Linked DNA regions of Homo sapiens: regions 2 and 3 are each linked to region 1. Evidence: chromatin loops called from intact Hi-C (ENCODE). Cell type or tissue: endothelial cell of umbilical vein. All regions are shown on one strand. Region 1 holds the start of AADAT (aminoadipate aminotransferase). Region 2 holds the start of CLCN3 (chloride voltage-gated channel 3). Region 3 has its middle 52 kb from the start of HPF1.

What was found. A loop is a pair of places that touch in the nucleus more often than their neighbours do. Peaks named below come from ENCODE experiments on the same cell type or tissue, not always from the same donor. Only the 100,000 strongest peaks of a DNase experiment are listed, where the experiment ranks them.
Region 2: a loop joins it to region 1, with 14 times the contacts of the local background. A loop is called at or near these places in 16 of 110 quality-filtered maps.
Region 3: it touches region 1 in a loop (17-fold over the local background); 14 of 110 quality-filtered maps call a loop at or near these places.

Annotation. Positions count from the first base shown.
Region 1 is chr4:170,086,376-170,094,375 of GRCh38, forward strand. AADAT (aminoadipate aminotransferase) reads right to left here and starts at 3,581. Exons shown (of 13, transcript NM_016228.4): 1 at 3,249-3,581; 2 at 2,021-2,189; 3 at 741-873. The coding sequence starts at 3,315. RefSeq lists a silencer at 2,803-3,097 and an enhancer at 4,997-5,691. In endothelial cell of umbilical vein, a CTCF peak has its summit at 3,895; DNase peaks (open chromatin) are centred at 3,216 and 3,886; H3K4me3 peaks cover 1,213 bases.
Region 2 is chr4:169,616,055-169,624,054 of GRCh38, forward strand. It overlaps CLCN3 (chloride voltage-gated channel 3), which reads left to right and starts at 4,524. Exons shown (of 13, transcript NM_001829.4): 1 at 4,524-5,009. RefSeq lists enhancers at 3,702-3,771, 4,332-4,381, 4,452-4,681, 4,872-4,981. In endothelial cell of umbilical vein, a CTCF peak has its summit at 3,587 (motif pointing left); DNase peaks (open chromatin) are centred at 3,597, 4,417, 5,027, 6,237 and 1 weaker place; H3K4me3 peaks cover 3,329 bases; H3K27ac peaks cover 3,450 bases.
Region 3 is chr4:169,806,199-169,814,198 of GRCh38, forward strand. No RefSeq gene overlaps it. Among named protein-coding and RNA genes, the nearest start is that of HPF1, 52 kb to the left of the region's middle. In endothelial cell of umbilical vein, a CTCF peak has its summit at 4,313 (motif pointing right); a DNase peak (open chromatin) is centred at 4,333; H3K27me3 peaks cover 473 bases.

The DNA of each region.
Region 1 (8,000 bases):
GGAATAACTAATGCCAGGGGGAGAGGGAGAGAGAACCAATCCATATAAGAAGTCAGAAATACAGACATATAAATAGATCTAGAGAAATACACCCAAGAGGGGGACAAGATACAAGCAGTGGCAAGGAGAGATTCTACAGACAGATATGTAAAAGAATATAAATATGTGTATCTCAGGAATATGAAAGCATGCCCTCTAAAAAATTTAAAAATTGTATTGAAATTTCCTAACTATAGGCGGAAATCAAACGTAACTTGAATTTTTGAGCCAGATGAAATTAAGCAGTGTTCACTAAGCTTTTGGTAGGAGTTGAGTACTCCCTTAGTGGGCATCCTGCTTTAATGGTTAATAGGTCTGGGTAATTGACCACATGCTCTGTATTTAATATTTAAGAAAGATTAGGCTAGTGAATGATGTTAAGAGCAGGTAATTTTTCAAAGTCCTTGTGTTCACAATGAGGAAAACTAGGGGGAAATATTGATAGATCAACCTACAATATTTCCACCTGGCTTTTGCTTACAGTCAACACCCCCTACCCACCCTTGCCCATCCCCGGCCACAACTGCTCCCACCCCCATCCTATGACTTGTCTTTTAGTTCCCTGTTTATAATTCTAGGTGAAGACAAGAAAGACTACCAGTAATCCATAAAATATAATTCTCTGTGGTTAAGTGCGAGAGGACTATAGAAATGAATGCTTCCAATTCTACATTTTGGCTGAGTTTTCCTTTCAGTCTTACCTTACAAAGACCTTGTTGGCTGCCAGATGTGACACATAGATCCATTTGTCCTTGACTGGGTGGGTAATGGATGGTAGGAGGATTATGCAATTTTATTTGTAACTGTTTTAGCCAGGACAAAAGCTCTGGAATTCTAAAGCAAAAAATGTATATTTAAATTCATAGTAGTAAAAATCATAGTAACAGTAGTAGACAGGAAATAATAAATGACAGCTTTATCAAGCACTTTGTACACTCAATTAAAAAACCCTCAAATGCTTTTTGCCAGTATGAATATTCCTATTTAAAAGATAGGCAGTAGACTTAGAGATTAGGAAATTCCTGTAAGTCATTCAGCCAGAAATTCTCAGAAAGTCAATTACGTAATAAATGAGCTGAGATTTGAATCTACATCTTTCTTATTCCAAACCTGAAGTCTTTAGCGCATGCGTTGCATAATCGATTCTTTGTTCTCTCTAGGAAGAGTTCTATGGCTACCTAGAAGTTCAGACTCAATAAGTTGTTTGTATCATGGAATGTTTGAATAAGCCTATGTATATTTAACATATTACATAACTAACACATATATACATGAATAACATTTCAATACACTTTTCAATCACAGAACAAAGCAGGTTTTAATAAAGTATAATTTATAGATTCTCTATAAATTATCCTTTATCACTTGAAGAAGACCAGCTAAGAAAGTCAAGGTATATGTTTCAGCTTGCCTTTAAGAAATTAAAGACATTTGAACCTATGAGGGCAATGTATTTGAATGGCTGCTTGTTTAGACTATAGAAATGAATGACTATATTCAATGTATTTGCATGACTGCTTGTTTAGACTATAGAATGAAGAAACGGAAGATCCAGGATGCTTAAACTTTAAAAAGTTGAAGCTTCCTGGATCTTCCGTTTCTTCATTTCTCCTGATATGTTTGTTTCACCTGGACATCTTCTCATTTTTTTGGACTCAGCTCTAATGGTATTTCCTTCTAGAAGCCTTCTTGGTCATTTGCGATTGAGAAGCAATCACTGAGGAGTGTTAAACATTCAATATCCTTTCTGTTCTTAATTATCCTTTGAAAACCTTTCCCCAGACCTTCCTAACCATTGAATACTCATTTGGTTAGTATTCAATGACTGAGTATTTGGTCATTGAATGACCAAATGGGTCAATGGCTTTAGAATATTTATGAATGGACCTTAGAATATTTCTTTAATATTCTTTATCAATGGGCCTTAGAATATTTCTTATGAAAATAAGCCAATAAAATTATGTTAAGTATTGATACTTACCCAGCACTCGGAGAATACTGAAGTGCTCTCTTCATCATCTCTTCTCCAAATTGGATGGTCTTTCCATTTTCTACAGTGATTACGGCAGTCTTAAAAGGAAACATGTTTGGATTTGGTAAGCCACCAGCCAAGGAGATCATCGATTTTGGTCCTCTGCTCAATATGTCAGCTACAATACACATGGAAGAGAAGAAACAATTTCATTGAAGATTGTTATAAGCGGATAGTTAAGCATGCATTATAGTCAATAAAACTATAAAGTTTAACGATTTCTAGTGATAGAGTGTGCTATGGTCTAAATGTTGGTGCTCCCCCAGATTCATACTTGGAAGTTAATACTAATGTGATAGTTTTAACAGGTGGGGTCTCTAGAGGTGATTAGGTCAGGAGGGATCCACCCTCCTGAATGGGATTGGTGCACTTATAAAAGAGGGCTGAGGGAATGCCCTTGGCCCTTCTGCCACGTGAGGACATAGGTTCTCCCTTCTACCACGTGAGGATGCAGCAAGATGGCTCTGTCTATAAGGAAGGGCTCTCACCATGGTGACACAGAAGCTGCTGGCACTTTGATCTTAGACTTCCTAGCTTCCAGAACTGTGAGAAATAATTCTATTGTTCATAAATTACCCAGTTTGTGGTATTTTGTTATAGCAGCCTGAATGGACTAAGACAAAAGCTAGTCTAAAATAAACATACAGAATAACTTTTTCTAGGCACCTCACTTGTGGAGGGACTAAAGAATGAAGGTGACCAAAGAGAAGGCAGAGGGATCAGAAAGACAGCAAAGGGCCACAATAGCAGAAGCCCTCCTCCACTTAGCCCCGACCTGTCTGTGAGCTTCATGGCCCACCCCTCTCCCATTTACCTGGCCCTCTCCACTGTACACCCATCTGCACGCTGTGCATGCCCCTTCTCAGCTTCCCAGGAAGAGCCTTTCTTGATAGCACGCCCCCTCCCTTCCAAGGCCGTGCCCCACAGCAGTCTGCGCCTCTCTCTACTGTTGCTCCTACTCTGCTCCAGCAGAAATACCCGCCTTCCGTTTCAGCCCGAGTTCTTTGAGAACAAAGGCTGTGTCTATTTCATTTCTGCACGCAGAGCCTGGCTCACCGCGAGCGTGCACAGGGGTACGCATGGATGCAACCAAGCGGTGGCTTGCTAGGGAACCCTCCTTAGAGGCTGTGCGAGGAATGCCCCACCCCAAAGGAGAGATGGTCACCCCGTTTCTCACTCATGGTCCGGATGGGAGAAGGGTTTCTGGCTGCGCTCGCTGCCGTGATGAACCGTGCGTAATTCATGTCTTCTGACAGCCAAGCATCAAGCTTCTTCTTCAGTGGTTGAGGACTAGAAAAACCAAAGAGCCTCGTCAAGTCCTGCCTGCTAACTCCTCACTCTGGCAACGCCACCGCGAGATGTGTCCCCCCGCTGCGTCTGGCTTCCCGCGCGCGGTGCCCGGAGAACGCCGCCGAAACTCCCCGGCTGGACGCTGCGTTCGGTCTCCCGGTCCTAAACGGGTCTGGGGCTGTGTGGCGAGCCCGGCAAAGTCCACGCCGCACGCGCTCCTGCGGCCGCCAGGGCCCAGGCCGGTTTTGCCCCGCCGCGGGCCTCGCCGCGCCCCCTCCCGCCCCGCGCCGTGGCCTATGGCCGCCCGCGGCGCGCGCCTCCCCGTCCCGGATCATCGCCCTCAGAGCGCAGGGCGCGGGGTAGCCCAGGCGCGAGGCGCTTGCAGCCCCAGGCCAATGACTCTTGACCTCGCCGCTGGGAATCACCGCAACCCGGCGTCCGCGTTGGCCGGCCTAGGCGCCGGCCCAGAGGCTAGCCCAGGGGCTGACCGAGGGGACCGGAAGTGCCCGTGATCCTAATCCTCGGGAACCATCTGGCGGCGACTTGGGTCCACTGCAGGGGGCTCCCGAGCTGCGCCCAGCCGGGAGCGGCCCCACCCTCGTTCCCGCGCGCTCCGCTGGCCTCCTCTCAGTCACTGGGACTGTGCATTTTGCCCGCTCAGACCATGGCTATGCTAAATACCCATCTTTCGTTAGTGAAACTCTGGGCACTCTCCTGGGAAGCATCCCGGCGACCAAGACGAATTTCAACATCACTTTCTCGAAGATCTCAGCATTTTGGAGTGACGATGGAGTTCTGACAAAAATTTTTGAAAAATCACTCTGAGTCTCTTCAATTTTAGTGTCTACCCTCACATTGAATTTCTGACCTTTCGTTAAATAAGAATTATGTTGGAAGTGAATATCCGGATCTTTTTGGGTCTAGCACCTTGCCTTTTTTTTTCTTACAAAATAACCCTTCTTACTCCCCACCTCCCTCAACTTTTCTGCAATTTCTCCTTCCTGAATCACCAAAATGGAATGTACAAGGTTTAATGTGAGCACTTAATGAGGGAAGGGTTTCAGACAACCTCTCTTTGACTTTAAAAAATTCTTTAATGGTTATTAAAATGAATGAACAGATTCATTCATTCAGCACAAATTTACTGAGTACTTCCTAGATGATTATTGACTCACTGCCAAATGGCTCTCTTTTAAGTTTACCTAATAGGTTGGTCAAGGAGCCACTGCTTTTATCTAGGTCCTGGCAGCAAAAGGCTGAGATAACCCAGTAAAATCTTTGTGCTAGCAGCTAAATAACAAAAAGGAAGTATTGAGAGGTGACAGCCTGCTGGCAGCCCTCGCAGCCCTCGCTCACTCTTGGCGCCTCCTCGGCCTCAGCGCTCACTCTGACCGCGCTTGAGGGGCCCTTCAGCCCGCCGCTGCACTGTGGGAGCCCCTTCCTGGGATAGCGGAGGCCGGAGCCGGCTCCCTCAGCCTGCGGGGAGGTGTGTAGGGAGAGGCACGGGCGGGAACCAGGGCTGTGCGGGCGCTTGCGAGCCAGCTAGAGTTCCGGGTGGGCGTGGGCTTGGCGGGCCGGCACTCAGAGCGGCGGGCCGGCTCCGCCAGACCCGGGTAGTGAGGGGCTTAGCACCCGGGCCAGCAGCTGCGGAGGGTGTGCCCAGTCTCCCAGCAATGCCGGCTCACCGGCGCTACCTTCGAATTCTCGCCAGGCCTCAGCTGCCTCCCAGCGGGGTGGGACTCGGACCCGCAGCCAGCCATGCCTGAGCCTCCCCACCACCCACCCGTGGGCTCCTGCGCTGCCCGAGCCTCCCTGACGAGTGCCGCCCCCTGCTCCACAGCACCCGGTCCCATTTACCGCCCAAGGGCTGAGGAGTGCGGGCTCACAGCCCGGGACTGGCAGGCAGCTCCACCTGTGGCCCCAGTGCCGGCTCCACTGGGGGAAGCCAGCTGGGCTCCTGAGTCTAGAGGAGACTTGGAGAACCTTTATGTCTAGCTAAGGGATTGTGAACACACCAATCAGCACCCTGTGTCTAGCTCAGGGTTTGTGGATGCACCAATGGGCACTCTGTATCTAGCTAATCTGATGGGGACTTGGAGAATCTTTATGTCTAGCTAAGGGATTGTGAATACACCAATCAGCACTCTGTATCTAACTCATGGTTTGTAAATGCACCAATCAACACTCTGTATCTAGCTCAGGGTTTGTAAATACACCAATTAGCACTCTGTATCTAACTAATCTAGTGGGGACTTGGAGAACTTTTGTGTGTAGCTCAGGGATTGTAAACGCACCAATCAGCACCCTGTCAAAATGGACCAATCAGCTCTGAAAAACAGGCCAATTGGCTCTCTGTAAAATGGACCAATCAGCAGGATGTGGATGGGGCCAGATAAGAGAATAAAAGCAGGCTGCCTCAGCCACCAGCGGTAACCCGCTTGGATACTTTTGCAGCGTGTGGTGGTTTTGTTTTCTCGCAGTTTGCAATAAATCTTGCTGCTGCTGACTCTTTGGGTCCACATTGCTTTTATGAGTTGTAACACTCACCGCGAAGGTGTGCAGTTTCTCTCCTGAGGCCGTGGAGACCACGCACCCACAGGGAGGAGTAAACAAATCCAGCCGAGCTGTCTTAAGAGCTGTAACACTCACCGCCAAAGTCTGCAGCTTCACGCCAGCAGCCAGTGAGACCACGAACCCACCAGAAGGAAGAAACTCCCAACACATCCGAACCTCAGAAGGAACAAACTCTGGACACACTGACTTTAAGAACTGTTAACACACCGCGAGTGTCTGCGGCTTCGTTCTTGATGTCAGTGAGACCAAAACCCCACCAATTCCAGGCACAGTATCTAGTAAACCTGTTAGAAACCCACGAGGCAAAATGCTTCTGCGTTCAGAGACTTCAAGTAGTTGAAATCCCATTTGATGGCTTAATAGCTGGGTGTCTTTGGACAAGTTAATTAACCTTTCTCTGTATTGGTTTTCTCGCAGGCATGTTGACAGGAATAAATGAGATAATCTGTGTTAAACTAATCAGTGCAGTGGTCTGCACGTTGTAAAAACGCTATGAACATTGGCTGTTGTTAGTAACATGCATTTAAGCAAACCTTAAGGCCTCAGCCTCCAAATGTTTTTGACTAAAGCTATTTGGCAACTTTTAAGGCCTGTTCTCAGTTAATCCATGCACACAGATCCTTATGTGTTTGAGCTTGTCCATTCTAAAAGTAGTTCCTGAATTTTTATAGAAGTTAACAAGCACCGGAAACATCTAAATAAGGTGTAGATCAAGGTAAATTGTAACTTGTAACTAGATATGTTGATGTTCCTGGGGACTTAAGGCTTTTTTTTGATAGGGGAGGACTCTAACTGAGCAAGGTTTCCTTAGATACTTAGAAGAAAATTTAAACTTTGGCCAGGAGGTGTGGTTCACGCCTGTAATCCCAGCACTTTGGGAGGCCAAGGTGGGTGGATCAACTGAGGTCAGGAGTTGGAGACCAGCCTGACCATCATGGCAAAACCCCATCTCTACTAAAAAATACAAAAATTAGCGGTGTTTGGTGGCAGATGCCTGTAATCTCAGCCACTCGGGAGGCTGAGGCATGAGCATTTTTCGAACCCGGGAGGCGGAGGTTGGAGTCAGCTGAAGCCGAGATCACGCCACTGCACTCCAGTGGGGGATTGAGCTGGGGGATAGAGCGAGACTCTGTCTCAATTTAAATTTCTTCCATTTGGTAGTAGGAACCTGTTCGGTCAAAGGAATTTGGAGTGCTGGGCCAAGGAAAAGACCAAAGGTTTTTGTAAGCACGTTGATGCACCCGTCTGTGATTTGTAGTATTTATTACTCACAGGCTATTTATTTTATTTTGAGAGGCAGAGTGTCTAGAGTCTCACTTTGTTATCCAGGCTTGAATGCAGTGGCGCCAACCATAGCTCACTGCAGCCTCGTCTTCCCGGGCTCAAGCATTTCTCTCACCTCAGCTTCCTGGGTAGCTGGGACTACAGGTGAACACCACTACACCAGGATAATTTTTTAAAATACCTTGTAGAGACAGGGTCTCCCTATGTTGCCCAGTCTAGTCTTGAAGTCCTGGCTTCAAGTAGTCCTCCCACTTTGGCCTCCGGAAGTGCTGAGATTACAGGCATGAGCCAGCGCACCTGGCCTCACACAGGCATTTTTAAAAATACGTAATTAATTGATTTTTTTACCCCCTTTCCAATCAGTGGTAACACAATTTAAGGAAGCCAAACTGAAGAGCTGTGAGAGCATCAAATCCTAAGGTGCAGGTTTTCAACCCTTAAACAGTTTGCTGAATTTTCTATTTGGCCTGTCCTGGAGTTGTACTGGTGAGACGGTTGGGGGTGCTGATTGATTGCAAGCTGGCTGATGATTCAGGCCAGATGGAGAGGCAGAGAAATGGCCCATCAGGGCAGGCTAATGGAATGCAGGGGCACTGGGGGGTCATGATCAGCAAATGCAAGGCAGAATATAGTCACAGTGGTGGGGAAGGGACAAGCAAGGGTTAAGTTGGGAAGAGCTTACCAGACAATAGAAGCTGAAGACTGAAGGTAAATTTGATTGCCAGAGAAACTAGACTTTGGATTTGTCAGGCACCAACAGCAGAAGGCTTCTCCTGAGGGA
Region 2 (8,000 bases), 470 kb before region 1:
GACTGTTTGCCATGTCAAAGGTCTCGAATTGTAATTAGAAGTGCAAAGCTATTTCGGATAACTTCTTGTTATTTTTGGGGAAAAGACAAAAGACAAGAAAAGGTCATTTTCACTTCTATGATGTTAGTGGAATCAGGAGGAAATTCTAGACTAGAACCATGCTACTATTTTCATAATAGAATGTTTTAATCCCTTCTATTCTCTCTCTTTCCAATGTGTCTGAAACATAAACAATAAGATCAAAGTTCTTTTTCTTTTCTTTTTATTTTTGAGACAGAGTTTCACTCTTGTCACTTAGGTTGGAGTGCAGTGGCGTGCTCTCGGCTCACTGCAACCTCCACTTCCCAGGTTCAAGCGATTCTCCTGCCTCAGCCTCCTGAGTAGCTGGAAGTACAAGCATGCACCACCACACTGGGCTAATTTTTTTTTTTTTTTTTTTTTTTTTGGAGACAGAGTCTCACTCTGTCACCAGGCTGGAGTACAGTAGAGTGATCTTGGCTCACTGCAACCTCCACCTCCCGGGTTCAAGCAATTCTCCTGCCTCAGCCTCCCGAGTAGCTGGGATTACAGGCACGTACCACCGTGCCCAGCTAATTTTTGTATTTTTAGTAGAGACGGGGTTTCGCCATGTTCGGCAGGCTGGTCTTGAACTCCTGATCTCAGGTGATCTACCCATCTCAGGCTCCCAAAGTGCTGGGATTACAGGCATGAGCCACCGCTCCTGGCAAGATCAAAGTTCTTTTTCTGAAACAACTCATAAATACATGAAGTAGAGCTATACAATCTTGTTTGGTTTTTCTGTGCAACTTTTTTTAAGTGTATTCTTTTAAGTTGTTATGGTAAGTAATCCTATTTCTAGGTTTTTTTATTTCAAGGGAAGTTCAGAGTAACTTTACTGGTCCAGGGAGCAAGATAGAAGAAACTGAGATATGATTCCCAGTGCTCTTTACTTTGCCACTTCTATAAAATAGCATCATCCAACTTGCCACTCCCAGAGAGAGAATTGCTGACAGAGGGCAAGGTTTATACCACCTCCACTCACTGGTAATGTCTATCATTTGTTTCTCTTGTTTCAATCTGCCAGGGTTCCAGATATACTAGTGAACAGGCTATCCTACACCTGGTTGTAATTGGTAAACTCTTACACTGTGAGTCAATCTTTTTGTCCTTTTTCCCTTTCCTTGAGGCCCCAAGAGTTTTGTTGGTTGGTTGGTGGCAGAAGTGTGAAGCTAATTTAAATATTGGTTGAGTATTCGTTATTAACTTAAACTCCAACCAGTCCTAGCCCAAAAATCTGATTTACAGTGGAAGAAACTGACCCTTTTCACATAACTTATTTTGCTGTGTCTCCAAATACTTCCTGTATACTGGGGGCCTTTTAAAAAATGCATACTGAGACTTGTGGTTAAAAGATGAATTTAAGCACCCTATGGTAGGCAAGATAACACCCCCTGCCCCACCGCCCCAATCCCTGGAACCAGTGAATATATCAGATTACATGGCAAGGGGGACTTATATATGATATGAGAAACATTCAGCCTTCCATTGCTGGCTTTGAAGATGGAGGAAGTGGACAATGAGCCAAGGAAGTCAAGTGACCTCTAGAAGCTGCAAAAGGCATGGAAGTGGATTCTCCCCTAGAGCCTGTAAAAGAAAACAGCCCTGCCAACACCTTGATTTTTTTTTTTTTTTTTTTTTTTTGAGACAGAGTTTTGCTCTTGTTGCCCAGGCTGGAGTGCAATGGTGCAATCTTGGCTCACCACAACCTCCACCTCCCGGGTTCAAGTGATTCTCCCGCCTCAGTCTCCCAAGTGGCTGGGATTACAGGCATGTGCCAACAAACTTGGCTAATCTTGTATTTTTAGTAGAGATGGGGTTTCTCCATGTTGGTGAGGCTGGTCTTGAACTCCCAACCTCAGGTGATCCGTCCATCTTGGCCTCCCAAAGTGCTGGGATTACAGGCGTGAGCCACCACATGTGGCACCAAGAGGTTGCCCAGCCAACATCTTGATTTTTAACCAGTGAGCCCTATGTCAGACTTTTACCCTACAGAACTCTAAGATCAAAAATTTGTACTGTTTCAAGCCACTAAATTTGTGGGAATTTGTTACAACAGCACTTGGATACTAATACAAACTCTTCTTAGGGTTCTGGGAGCAGTTATTTACGGTACAGAGATCAGGTGGGCTGTTAAATTATTTTCATATGGGAGAAAAGCCCACAGTTGGATCTGTAAACCTCCTTACTGGGAATTATCTCAGCCCTAAGAAGTTCCTTCTTAATCACTCCCACTAAAATAAGGGATGTGGTAAGAATGCCAATCAATCAGCATCCTTTCTGTAGTATTTACCACGATGGAATGAGATCAGGCTGAAAGTATTCACATTAGGGCACTTAAAATGTACCAAAGATCTGGCTATGGTGCTTACCCTGTGTTTCCTCCCACCAGTCTGTTGAACAGGAAGTTCAACATCACCAGATTCTCTGACAAAAACACCAGAGGAATTACAGAGAACGTTTTTTCCCAGATGCGATCTATTGTTTTATCACCAAGCAATCACATACCACATTGTTTAAATATATTGCCCCATATGTAACACAGTGTTTCTGACTGAGCACCTTGGATCAACTGGGAAGAGTTAAACACAGGAATGCTTAGGTCCAACATTGAAACAATTAAGACAGGATTTCTGGGAGTGGGACCTAAGCAAGGATATTTTTCTGAAGCTCCCTAGATGGCTCTGATGCAAAGTGAAGATTGAGAACTACTGGTGCGATGATTATGTATGCCAGAGACCATGACTTTAAGTTCTTATAAAGGAATAAGGTAGTACATAATAGGGATAATATTACAAAAAACCAAACGTACAAATAGACTTGTTCTTGCACACTTAAGAGAGATCCTTGGAACAATCCTCCATTAAGAAACTACGACACTACCATGAAATAATTTTTCATCCTTATAGAAAGCAGGTAAGATTGACTAATAGACCACAACTACTGTCTACATTCTCAAAATCCATGTGCCTTTCCAAAATTAGCTACGTAACTACAGTGAGAGAGAAAAAAAAATGTGAGTAAATGTCTTGTGAAAAATTCCACTTGGTTTGGAAAAATTTTTGCCTGCTTTTCCACATTTTCTAAGAAGAATCTAAAGATCTTGGCCAACAGTGTCCCAGGTAAGAGAAAATCGTGCTTGGGTATTTCCATAGTTCTACAAACTCTACCTGGATAAAAGTAATGAAAGAGGTCCTAAGAAGCTTGACCGCACTGTGATCACCACCATGGGCACTATACCAGCTCTGAAGCCCAGAACTGTCTTTGAGAATATTCAATGCTGCCCTAGAAGAAATAGGAGAACAAAACTCACGTGTTCCTAGCCTGCAAAACAGTCGGTGGAGCACGTATATGTAAAAATAGAAAAGGCTGGCAAGACCAGGTCATATTTAATATTCATGAGGCACAAGATATACAACACGCACTTAATATTCATTAATCAGTATATATTCATAATATACTAAATATACAGGAGATATTAAACGTTCACGGGTCTTAATTCTGCCACCCAGTGGAGACACTCAAAAGTGATCTCGCCAAAGAAATGCAAAACCTGTACCTGCCCACCAGGCTATTAGCATGCTACTGCTGTGGCCACCATTCTTTCACTGCATCGCCCTGCCCTGCATCGGAATATAGCACCTTGAACACGGGATCAGGTTTACTGAATTCTGTGACCCACGCTGGGAGCTCAATAAATGTTTGCTAAACGGAAATGAACCCAATTCAGACCGTGTAGAAACCCCAGATTATATCTTTTCTCCAAACATTCAATTTCCAAGCAGTATTTTTGAAAATGCGTGATGGCTAAATTCGAGTTATCCTTTTTGTATGTATGTTAGGCACACAACCGGCGATGACATACAAGGCGAGGTGACACCACTGCACTCCCAGCCCGCACGTCACCTATAAGCACAGGGGGCTTTTGGTGCTGGTTTATTTTTGAAGGCTGGTACTTCTCTTCGATCTAAGTTTTAGGAACCTGTGCTCGTCGACGGCTGCCAATACTTTTTATTTTCAAGGCTGACGCTCGCCAGAGTTTCACAAGCTGCTCCCGGACGCTGTGGTCTCTCGCTAGAGTGGATCCGAACTCTGCGTGACGCTGGGAACGGCCAGCGTCTGTTGCCTCACGAAAACATCTCCCACAAGGTGGCCGCCTCGCGCGAGGTCAGCAGCAGGGCAAACAGGGATGCGTGAGTGACTGACGTGAGCTAATCGCTAATGACAGGCTTCACAGCCCCGGCGGCCCTCAGAGCCAGGCACCTCGCACCCCTCCTCCTCCTCGAGACCCAGTCCCGGCCCGCCCACCGTTCCCACGCCGCCCAATAGGCGCCGACGCTACTCAGCGAGTGGCCGGAGGAGGAGGTGTTGGGACGGCCGGACGCTGAACGGCCGTTCACGTCAACGTAGTGACGTCACGCGTCGACGCTGGGGCGTACCTTTCGGGCTCCTGACTCCTGCCGCTTCTCTTCCCCTTCCGTGGGTCAGGGCCGGTCCGGTCCGGAACCTGCAGCCCCTTTCCCAGTGTTCTAGTTCGCCCGTGACCCGGAATAATGAGCAAGGAGGGTGTGGTGGGTTGAAAGCCATCCTACTTTACTCCCGAGTTAGAGCATGGATTCAGTTTTAGTCTTAAGGGGGAAGTGAGATTGGAGATTTTTATTTTTAATTTTGGGCAGAAGCAGGTTGACTCTAGGGATCTCCAGAGCGAGAGGATTTAACTTCATGTTGCTCCCGTGTTTGAAGGAGGACAATAAAAGTCCCACCGGGCAAAATTTTCGTAACCTCTGCGGTAGAAAACGTCAGGTATCTTTTAAATCGCGATAGTTTTCGCTGTGTCAGGCTTTCTTCGGTGGAGCTCCGAGGGTAGCTAGGTTCTAGGTTTGAAACAGATGCAGAATCCAAAGGCAGCGCAAAAAACAGCCACCGATTTTGCTATGTCTCTGAGCTGCGAGGTGAGTTGCATTGTATGAGCGAAGAGTTGTCAGCTCTCCTGTTCACAGATTTTGGGTCAACTGTGAGGCCACAGCGCTCATCTTGGTTTCTCTTACAATGTACCTACATAATGTTGAAAGGTACATCGTGAATTGGGATGCTAACCCATCCTGATTAGGTATATACCCTCAGACATTCTTTAAAATTTCACACATCTGCTTCAGGAACCGTCGAAGGACCTCTGAATAAAATGGAAGTGGGTTCCAGGAGAAGATTAACTTTAAACTTAGAGGAGTGGGTTTTACTTTCGCTAAATTTTCCCCAATTTAAAAATAATATTCAGTTTTTCTATCTTTAGATATATATGTATGTAAAATATTTTTTGTGTATATATATTTGTGGTTTGATCTTAAACTTGACCAGAAACTGCCTTAGAATCTCAGAAATTGACTTTGCATGTGGTATGCTTTGTTTGTATGGCATTTTAAAACTGCGGAGCATATAGAAGATAATTACATATGCATTGTGCATATTAGAAACTGAGATTTCTGTTTCCTTTAGAAAGAAATTCCTGTTCATGGAATTGAATCAACAGCGACCATACCTTTTACACAGATATATAATTCAAAAGTTCAGTTCTACAAACGTAAACTTTTGGAGCTATGCAGTTCAGTTACTGCAGCATCATTGTGGCTTGTATAATTGTTGAATCTTTCCAGAAATGCTTTTACTTTCATCTTTAAAGAGTTAATTTAGAAGATTTTTTTTTATGAGGTCGGTATGGAAATAACTGCGTCCCTTTGTGAGTCACTACAAAATAATATTTGTTCAGTTCAGGAGTACATATGGGAGTTAAAGTGCTTGTGTATAAATTGTTGACTTTCATCTTAAAAGGTGCTGCTGCTATTCAGTGTCTTGTTCTATAATATGGCTTTAAAAACCATGTGTGTGACCTACAGATATTTTCTCAACTTGAATATGCGTATATGGCCTCTGGTTAATACAGACAGCCACTGTTGGCAGAATTCATCACAGATTGCATACCCTTCCCACCCCTTACTCCCCTCAGCACCTCGAAAACTTTGCTGCTTTACTTGAATGATGAGTCACATTATTTTAAGAAGTCAATATGAATGTATAGTACCTACATTTTTACTTGGAAATTGTACTTCAGTATGTGTTATCAGTCATACATAGCTCATTAAGAATGTAAATATTTAAACTACTTTTGGATAGATGTGGTTCAGGGGAACAGATTTGTTGATGTTGTGGGTTTGTGTTAGTAAATTGGCTATTTTCCAGGTCATGTTAGTGGTAGGCTTTCCATTTCCTGTTGTGACATGTTGGTCATAATTTTCAGACGGCTCAGGAAGCCAGATTTGATCTCTGTGGTGGGTCTTATATCAAAGCAGTATCCTGTGGGGTTTGGCCACTATCGCTGTTTTGTAGAACTTCCAACTTAGTTTGGTAGTCAAACTTGTCAGCAGTGATCTAAAATGTATAATATTTTATAATAAGTGTTAATATTTGTTGAATGCATTCTGTGTTTTCAGGCTCTTTTCCAAGTAATTTTTGTGAATTATCTCAATTTTCACACTAACCCCACGAAGTAGGTACTTTCACTAATCCCGTTTTACATTCGTAGAAACTGAGGCACAGAAAATTTAACTAACTTGCCCTACAGTAACTGTCAGAACTGAGACTGAAGCCTGGGAGTATGATTTCAGAGTTCCTGCTCTCTGCTGCACCATAGTGTAGTTTAGAATAGTCAAAATGCTAGAGAAAAACAAGGAGGGACGTGGCTTGTAGGTTCAATTATAAAAGCAATGTAAAATTACAGAGAGTCTGGGAAACAGTGTTTTTAAAAGGAATACTCATAATCTTACTACTCTAATAAACATTTTAATTTTTTAAATATGCACATTCACATCTGTACATAAACATTGTAGCTGTGATTCATTTTGGTTCTTAAAGATAAATCTTCAGTGAAGTTTAATATGGAGATTGAACCCCACTGCCTCACTTTCATTGTTGAAATCCAGAGAGATTTGATCTGCAACTTTGACTGGAACCAAGTTAAATAAATATATTTCTTGCTATTTCTTGTGAGAAATAATCGAACAGTTTCTGTCTTTTAAAATCATGAAGACTATTTAGTTTTCAAAGTTTCTGTCTTCCACAGCAACTTTTTATTGGTTTATTGTTTTATCTTTCTTCCTTGTTATAATCTGAGTGTTATATTTGTATGTGTGTTTATTCCGTTGTCCTCTTGAAAGCCTCTAGCATTTATACCCGCTGCCCCTGAGGAATTTGGGTTTTTTTGTCTGTTTTTATTTATTTTTAATTGACAGATAATCATTGTGTATATTTATGGGGTTCAATGTGATGTTTTGATAAATGTATATTTTGTAGAAAGGTTAAATCAAGCAAATTAACACGTCCATCATATCACCTACTTGCCATTTGTTTGTGGTGAGAACGTTTAAAATTAACTTTTAGCAATTTTGAGGTATATAGTACATTATTATTAATTATAGTCACCGTGGCATGCAATAGATCTCTAAAACTTACTCCTCTAACTGAAACTTGGTATTCTTTGACTAACCTCTCTCCTTTCCTTTTTCCCCCTTCTCCCTAGCCTTTGTAGACCACCATTCTGCTCTCTGCCTCCCTGAGTTTGACTTTTTTTTTTAGATTTTACACATATGTGAGATCATGCAGTATTTGTTTTTTTGTGTCTTATTTATTTCACTTAGCATTATGTCCTCCGGGTTAATCTACGTTTTTGAAAATGACATAATTTTCTTCCTTTTAAAGGCTGTATGGTATTCCATTCTGTATATATATTACATTTTCTTTATCCATTCATCATAGATCCTTTTAGATATCTCTAATATCGACCTTAAATGCAGAAGATGAATCACTGTATTGGAAGAAAGAAAAGTAATCCTATAAAATCAGTTTAAAATTAGGTCAGTATAGCAAGGATTAGATATGTTGATTTTACTTTG
Region 3 (8,000 bases), 280 kb before region 1:
TGTTTTATGCTAGAATTAGGGCTCTATTTTTTTAAATTTTTATATAATACCTATGAATTTTATATCAAAATTGTAATGGGGGCATTACAAAGTGTTTGTTTTAAAAAGAAATGTTGGATTTGATAGGGTTGAGACTCTGCACCAGATGTTAAGCTGCTTAAAGGCAGGAATGTCTCTTATCCTTTTTTCTTTTTCCAACTCTAAATCATCTATGGTATGTAGAATGTGTTCACTATATAGCTGTTTATTAAGTGAATGCTTTACTTACATCTTCTTTTATTTTCATCATTGTAGAAATGCGGAAAAAGGAAAAATTTTAATAGCTCTATATCACAGTTAATGTTTTCACCGATTTCTGCACACATTTCAACTATTCACTATGCATTAATAAATACAATAAAAGGCACAAGGAAATGGATGGTCATAGAGGGTGCAGGAGAGCCAGAAGAATTCAGTGTCCAGTAGCAAGAGAAAGAGAGAATTTGAGGAAGGTTGGCAGCATCATATTCTTCAATTTTTAAAATTTTTTATAGAGATATTTTTAGCCTGAGGATTTTTTATAGAGATTATTTTTATAGAGATTAATTTATAGCCTGAGGATTGACTTGGTTTGTAATCACTTGACATTGATTCTGAATGTTCCTAACTGGAACCTTTTGTAATTTCACCCCTTCAAATTCCCTAAAGAAAAGAAAGATAAACGATGATTAGAAGTCAGAACTAAGACTCTCCCATCCCTCACCTCTATATTTTATTTATTTATTTATTTATTTATTTATTTATTTATTTATTTATTTATTTATTTTGAGATGGAGTCTTGCTCTGTTGTCCACACTGGAGTACAGTGGCATGATGTTGGCTCACTGCAACCTCCGCCTCCTGGGTTCAAGCAATTCTCCTGCCTCAGCCTCCCTAGCAGCTGGAATTAACAGGAGCTCACCATCATGTCCAGCTAATTTTCGTGTTTTGATAGAGACGGGGTTTCACCATGTTGTCCAGGCTGGTCTCGAATTTCTGACCTCAAGTGATCCACCCACCTCAGCCTCCCAAAGTGCTGGGATTACAGGCATGAATCACTGCACTCAGCCCTCACCTCTACATTTAGGAAAACAAACAAAGTACCCCAGTTTGGTAGTGTCTCAGGTAATGTTCCCTGGAAAGTGGACTCTGAGATGGAAGCCAGTAGGCAGGAAGTTTATCAAGGAGGATTCTTTGGATTTACACCTGTGGGTATGCAGGAAAGGGAGCAAGAGAGTGCAAGGGAAAAGTTGAGTGGTAATGATGTCTTGGCAAAGGGCTCAGCTGACCCTATGGGGAATGCTGAAACTGAAGCCCTTTTTGAATTTTCTCAAGTGGCAGGGGCTGGACTTTGATACCACACTTTGACCAGTCATCAGACACAGGCTGCCCCCAGAAAGAGGGGGTGACCTTGAGTGATTTGGCTCTTTTAGACAGAAAGTGATTCCCAGAGTGCTGCCAGCACCCCCAGCAGCTGAAGGCCTGCCTTCCTGAAAGGGATGCTCATCACTGTGTCCGCTCCATCTCACATCTGCTCTTCTGGGATTCTGCTTAGAAACCAGCAATTGCACAAGAGATTCAAGCTTGTGATGTTAAATGCTATAAGTAAAATGGGGTCATGATTTTATTTGTCCCTCTTGGACTTGTGGAATCTTTCTATCTTCTCTTTGAGGATTCAGTCTTGTTTTTCTTTTCTTTCTGAAGACTAATTATGAAGAACGAGACAAACGTACCAAAATCTGAAATGGTCAACTCAATACCCCATCTAAAGCAAATGGGAAAACATTTGTTTCTTGCCCTAAAGAAGAGAATTTTTTCCCCTTTATGGGATTGAGATGGTAAAGATTTCTGATTCAGGCTGGGAGCTGTCAGAACAAATAAAGCAATTCTGTTTAAACACTTTCCTTTCGTCTATCTTTGAAATGAATTACCAAATTAAGCCACCTAAGTGCACTCTTAACTCTTGGTTCTCTTCCTCATATTTTGTTTCCTGTTTCATATGGAAATTATGTTTTCTTCTCTGCTTAGTGTCAGATGCTTCTATGGGAAATTCTCCAATAATGTCCTCAGATGATCTCCCACATTCAAATGTGGTTTTTCTCGGCTGGAAGGCGTGGGCTCCTTATTCAATCTCATTCTAACTCTCAGACAATTTTAGAGGCTGGTGTTTCTTTTCCTAACCAGAACATGCTTTCTGCTTTGGGGCCACAAAAATCTATTTTTATTTCATACCAGTGACTGAAAACTTTGTGATACAATGGGCATGAAATAAGCAGGAAATTCAAAATAATATTTTTTATGGTTTTGTGTGGCATAGGTTTTTTCCACATATATTCACACTAAGCATCTCTATGGAAAAAAATATATGAATTCTGATTTTTTACTTCCCTTAATCTGTTGGCCAGAATGCTCAGGTTATGTTACTTTGAATAGAATGTTTAGAAATGGACATTCCCTTTCTCTCCTGCTCAGAGTTTAAGCAGTTCCTTGAACAACCAAGGTACTAACCATAAATTTCTTCATTGGTTGGTTGTCTCTTACTACTCAAACCTTAGGCCCTGATTTTTTCATGTTTGTTCTCCTTGCTGTGATTTTGGAAGGCAGACTGGTACAAAAGAGACCCCTGACTGGGTACCTGGCAGCTTCTCAGAAGGGAGGCAGTGGAAACTACAGGATGCATTCCTCTATGATTTTTTTTTTTTTTTTTTGAGACAAGGTCTCACTCTGTCACCCAGGCCGTAGTGCAGCAGTGCACTTGCTGCTAACTGGCAGCATCAGCCTCCTGGGCTCAAGCGATCCTCCCGCCTCAGCCTCCTGAGTAGCTGGGATTACAGGTGTGCACCACCATGCCCGACTCATCTTCTGTGTTTTTTGTAGAGATGGGGTTTTGCCATGTTTCCCAGGCTGGTCTTGAACTCCTGAGCTCAAGTGATCTGCCTGCCTTGCCTCCCAAAGTGCTTGGATTACAGATGTGAGCCACCACTCCTGGTCTTGCCTGGCTTCTTAATTAAACATCAGTTGTGAGATTGATCCATATTCTTTTGTCTGTCGTCAAAGATAGTTCATGGTCTTTGCTGTGTTGGAATTCATCTTTAAACCTCCTTTTCCCTCACCCCTTCTTTTATCTCATGACCAAATCCTGTCAATGTCATCTTCAAATCTATCTAAAGTCTCACTCCTTCCACTGGCAGTACTTCCTGCTTGAAGGCTGCTTTGTCTTTTGATCCATGTCCTCACTTCCATTCCTGTTTCCCTCTCCTCCTGTCTACACATGCAGCTGGCGGGACAGTTACAAAAAAGCAGAGTATACCAGGTTATTCACATACTTGAAACATGTCATGAGTTCCCAGTGCATTTAGGATAGTTCCCTCGGCCTGCACGTGGTCTGTGAAGCCCTGTGTGAACTGGCTTGTGCCTGACACCGTCCCCCGCCCTCTCTGGGCACCTCTGCAGCTCCATTTTGTTCTTCCAGTTCCTCCCAAGAGTCAAGCTTTTCCCTGTCCTCAACGTTGGTATATGTGATTTTTTTTCTACTTAGTTTCCCACTCTCCCTTGACCTGGCAAATTCCTGCTCTGTCATTTCTCAGAGAGACCACCTCCAATGTTCTTGTCTACATTAAATCTTCCTGTTATTTTCACTGGCAGTGATTGCCACACCTAACACCAACATTTATTGCATTTACCAACACAACTGTTAGAGTAACTGTCTAATGCTTGTCTTCCCGCTAGACTGTGGACACTGTGGGGCCGGGTCTTTTTGTTTGCTGTTGTATCTGCAGCATCTAGCACAGTGTCATGTATGTAATGGCTGCTCAGAAAATGAGCAAATTAAAGCAGAGTCTCAGGAACTATGACAAAGTTTACCTGAACATGTAAATGAGATGTCAATGAAGGGGACTTTTCATTTACACCTTTTCGGATCTGAAGCTTTTCAGCTGAAAATAGGTAGATTGGGTATCAGGATTTCTGAGCATCTTGCAGCTCAACCAATCAAGGCAGGCAAACATTCACTTAATAAGCTGCTCTGACCAAAGCTCATTCTTTCATTTTAAGAAATACCGTCCCTGAATTACAAGCAGCATAAACACCATCCCAGAGTGACACTTTGAATGAAACATTAGAGCTGACTGTGTCCATATTAACCCCATAGGCAACAACATTCATCCCTGTCCTCTGTTACTGTTCTTCTCCTCCACTACTGTAGCAAATACACAATATATAATGTAGTAAATAAATGTGCAGCGAATAAAACGACAGATAAGAAGCTGACCTAACTCTGGATTGCCAATGGCTTTTTAGACCACAAGAGGGAGCTGTTTAAACTCTTGTTAACAAGGAAACAATTGAGGGAGAAGAAATTTGGCAATCCTGAGGTTGGCCAGATGGGCACCTATTTATATGATATTGACTCTGGAATTACATTTATTTTTAAGTTACAAAAGTTTTAATTCTTTTTATCTGCAATGTAATTAGCATTTTAAATAGTGATATTAAAGGCAATGAGTTGTTTTTGTCTTAAAATCTAATTTTGTCTCATTTAACTAGTTTGGAAAAGTGTAAATATTTAATTAAGGGACAAGGAGATGAAGACTACTTTCATACTAAATCTATTTCCTAAATACTTACTAATAAACCGCCTCATGAACAAATAAGCTTTTCTTTAAAAAATACTGTTTCTTTCAATAGTCTATATGGTCTTAAATATTTAAATATGTGTGCAAATCAGATTTTTTAAAAAGATATACACAAACTATGACTTGAGAACTCCTTTCTTAAGAACACTGCAGTCTAATTATAGACATATTTACATACCATGAACCCAGTTATATGACAGCTACCCTTGCCAACCCTCCTGGTCACCCTGAGAATGAATGCAGTTAAATTATCTAAAGGGACCTGACCCAAGGGCAGAGTGTGTTTTTCTACAAAGGGGCCAGTGAGAGGGCACATCGGTGGGAGTCAAATGACCAATCGTAATAACAGTAGTGACATTCATGGAGTGTTTATACAGGCCAGGCACTGTGCTTAAAGCACCGTACATGGACTAGATCATTAATTCCTTCCAAAGCTGCAAGGTAGCTTCTATTACTGTTTTTATTTTAGAGATGAAAAAACAGAAGGGTTAAATAACTTATAGAAGATCACAGAGCTATTAAGTGGGGAGCCAGGATTTGAATCCCCCTGCAGAGGAAGGCTCACTAAATGTGATTCTCCTCAACTGGCAAGTCTGACTGTGGGTTAAAGCATCAGGCCTCTGGGTGAAATGCTTCTTTTCCTGCAATGGACCAAATCTGTACATTGTTATCTTCATTTTGAACAGTGGGATTCTGCCAAGATTCTCTTCTTCCCATAAAATGTTTTGTCCTAAGAAGGGAGAGAAAGCTTTTGTCGTTGTACACTGGGCTCCATATCCAGGATGATTGTCAGTGAATAGGAAATGTGTTAAAGATGATGGTTTCCTGCTGATTCACTTCTGTGACGTCAAGACTTATGGGAATACAGACAAACTTATCTGAATGACAGACATCACTTAATGTAAAAAGGGAAGCCAGCAAAATGTTCTAAGACAGAGGACTTCTAAAAAATTCCAACAGTTTACCATAGTGGTCCTAGAACCTAAGTGTGTTTTGAGTAAATATTCAAACATGTCCTATGAGCAGAAACATAAATGTCATCTTCCTGGCTCATGGTGGGACTGTGGCCCATTTGTTATAGGGGAATTAGGGGGTTAAGAATCCCCTTGCTAATGATTATCTATTGCCATTCTGCATTTTCTCCTTACCCTACCCTCAGTCCTATTCCTAACTGGGATCTTTAAGTACTTAGAAAACCCTGCTGGCCCAGCGCAGTGGCTCATGCTTATAATCCCAGCACTTTGGGAGGCTAAGGTGGAACCAATTGCTTGAGCCCAGGAGTTCAAGATCAGCCTGGGCAACACGGCAGCATCCTGTCTCTACAAATAATTGTTTTTAAAAATAGCCAGGCTTGGTGGCACGCACCTGCAGTCCCAGCTACTTGGGAGGCTGATGTGGGATTATCACTTGAGCCCAAGAGTTCAAGGCTACAGTAAGCTATGATCACACCACTGCACTCCAGTCCAGTCTGGGCAACAGAGTGAAACCCTGTCTCCAAAAAAAAAAAGGAAAGGAAAAGAAAAGAAAAAACATTGTTACATTGCTAATATTTATTATTGTAGTATTTATGAACAAACAACATTTCTGAATATAAAAATAAATGAGCCAATTCTCATCCTTTAACCCTTTGTAATGTGTCCTCAGGTCTGCACTCAAATTTGCCTTGTAAGTCAGGTACAGAATTTGAGAGTTTTTAAGAAGCACTAGAAGTCATAGTGCCTTAGTATTCCTACATTTTATCTTGCTAGCCCTTTTAATTTCAGTGGTTGACCAAGTACAGCACCAGGGCCAGAATGTGACATGAATTTGACTTTAGAAATGTGTATTAAAATATGGCAGCAGGAGTGAGAAGGCTCTCTGGAAGTAGGCATAGGCATGAATCTCAGGCATTCCTTCCCTACAGGGTTGCCAGTTTACATACAGGCTGTCTGGAATGGTGGCCCGTGCCTGTAGCTACTGGGGAGGCTGAGGTGGGAGAATTCACTTGAACCCGGGAGGCAGAGGTTGCAGTGAGAGGAGATCGCACCACTGCACTCCAGCCTGGGTGATGGAGTGAGACCCTGTCTCAAAAAAAAAAAAAAAAAAGAAAGTAAAAACAAATATAGGCTGTCCAACAAACTTGAATTTTGGATAAACAGACAATTTTGTCAGCCTAAGTGTTTTCCAAATGTTACAGTGGAGATACTTGTATTTAAAATTATCCATTGTTTATCTGAAATGCAAATTTAACTGGATGTCTTGTATTTGTATTTGCTGAGTCTGCCAGCCCTTCTCCTCCCCTCACTGATCACATGGAGCTTAGTGGTTAAGAGGATAGGCCCTGCATCTGGACCACTCGGAAGACTTGCTAGCTGTGTGAATTTCAGCAAATTATTTAGCTTCTCTGTGCTTAGTTTTCTCATCTATAAATGGGGATAATAATAGAACCAATTCACCTTCTAGGTCTGTTGTCAGGATTAAATGATTGAATGCATCCAACCACTTAGTAATTGTCTCAGTCCTTTCAGGCTGCTATAACAAAATACCACAAAATGAGTAATTTATAAACAGTAGAAGTTTATTTTGCACAGCTCTAGAGGCTGCGAGGTCCAAGACCAAGGCACAAGTAGATTTGGTGTCTGGTCAGGGTCTGTCCCATCGATGGCACCTTCTTGAGGCATTCTCACATGAGATGCCTCATGTGCTCCCTTCAACTTCTCTTATAACAGCACCGACCCATTCATGAAAGCCAAGTGTTCATGACTCAATCACTTCCTAACGGCCTCTTAATACTATCGCATTGGGTCTTAGGTTCTAACCCATGAATTTGGGAGGAACACATACATTCAAATTATAGCAGTAATTGAGTAAATACTCAACAAATGTTAGCTATTATTATTATTACTTTTAGAGATGTTCCTCATATCTAAAATACTCAAATTTACAGTATTGTGGCAGCTATTTTGAGAACCAAATGAGATAGTGTACTGACAGCATTTGGCATAGAGTATGCCTTCCTTAACCAAAATAGCTACACTTCTATGAAGGTTTGTATGTCATCAGAACCCTTTCTTTCATTTACTTTAAGGGATTGTAGAAGTCTGAAGATGCAGCACTTTGCTCTGTAACTACTGAGGATGGATTTTTGAAAGGTCCCCGGAGAGAAAGAGAAACAGAGGATTTAGCATATAGCTTTCTTCTCAACATTCTGATTATGGACATTTGTGGTTGAGCTTATAAATCTTATACCTTTATTGAAAAATTCTGAGTCCTGGGAGAGTAAGTGATTGGCCAAGGTCAAGCCACTCCGTGGTATATCAAAAAGTAGGACCTATTTCTTGGGTGGGTGAGGCTTGAAGGCTTGACGTA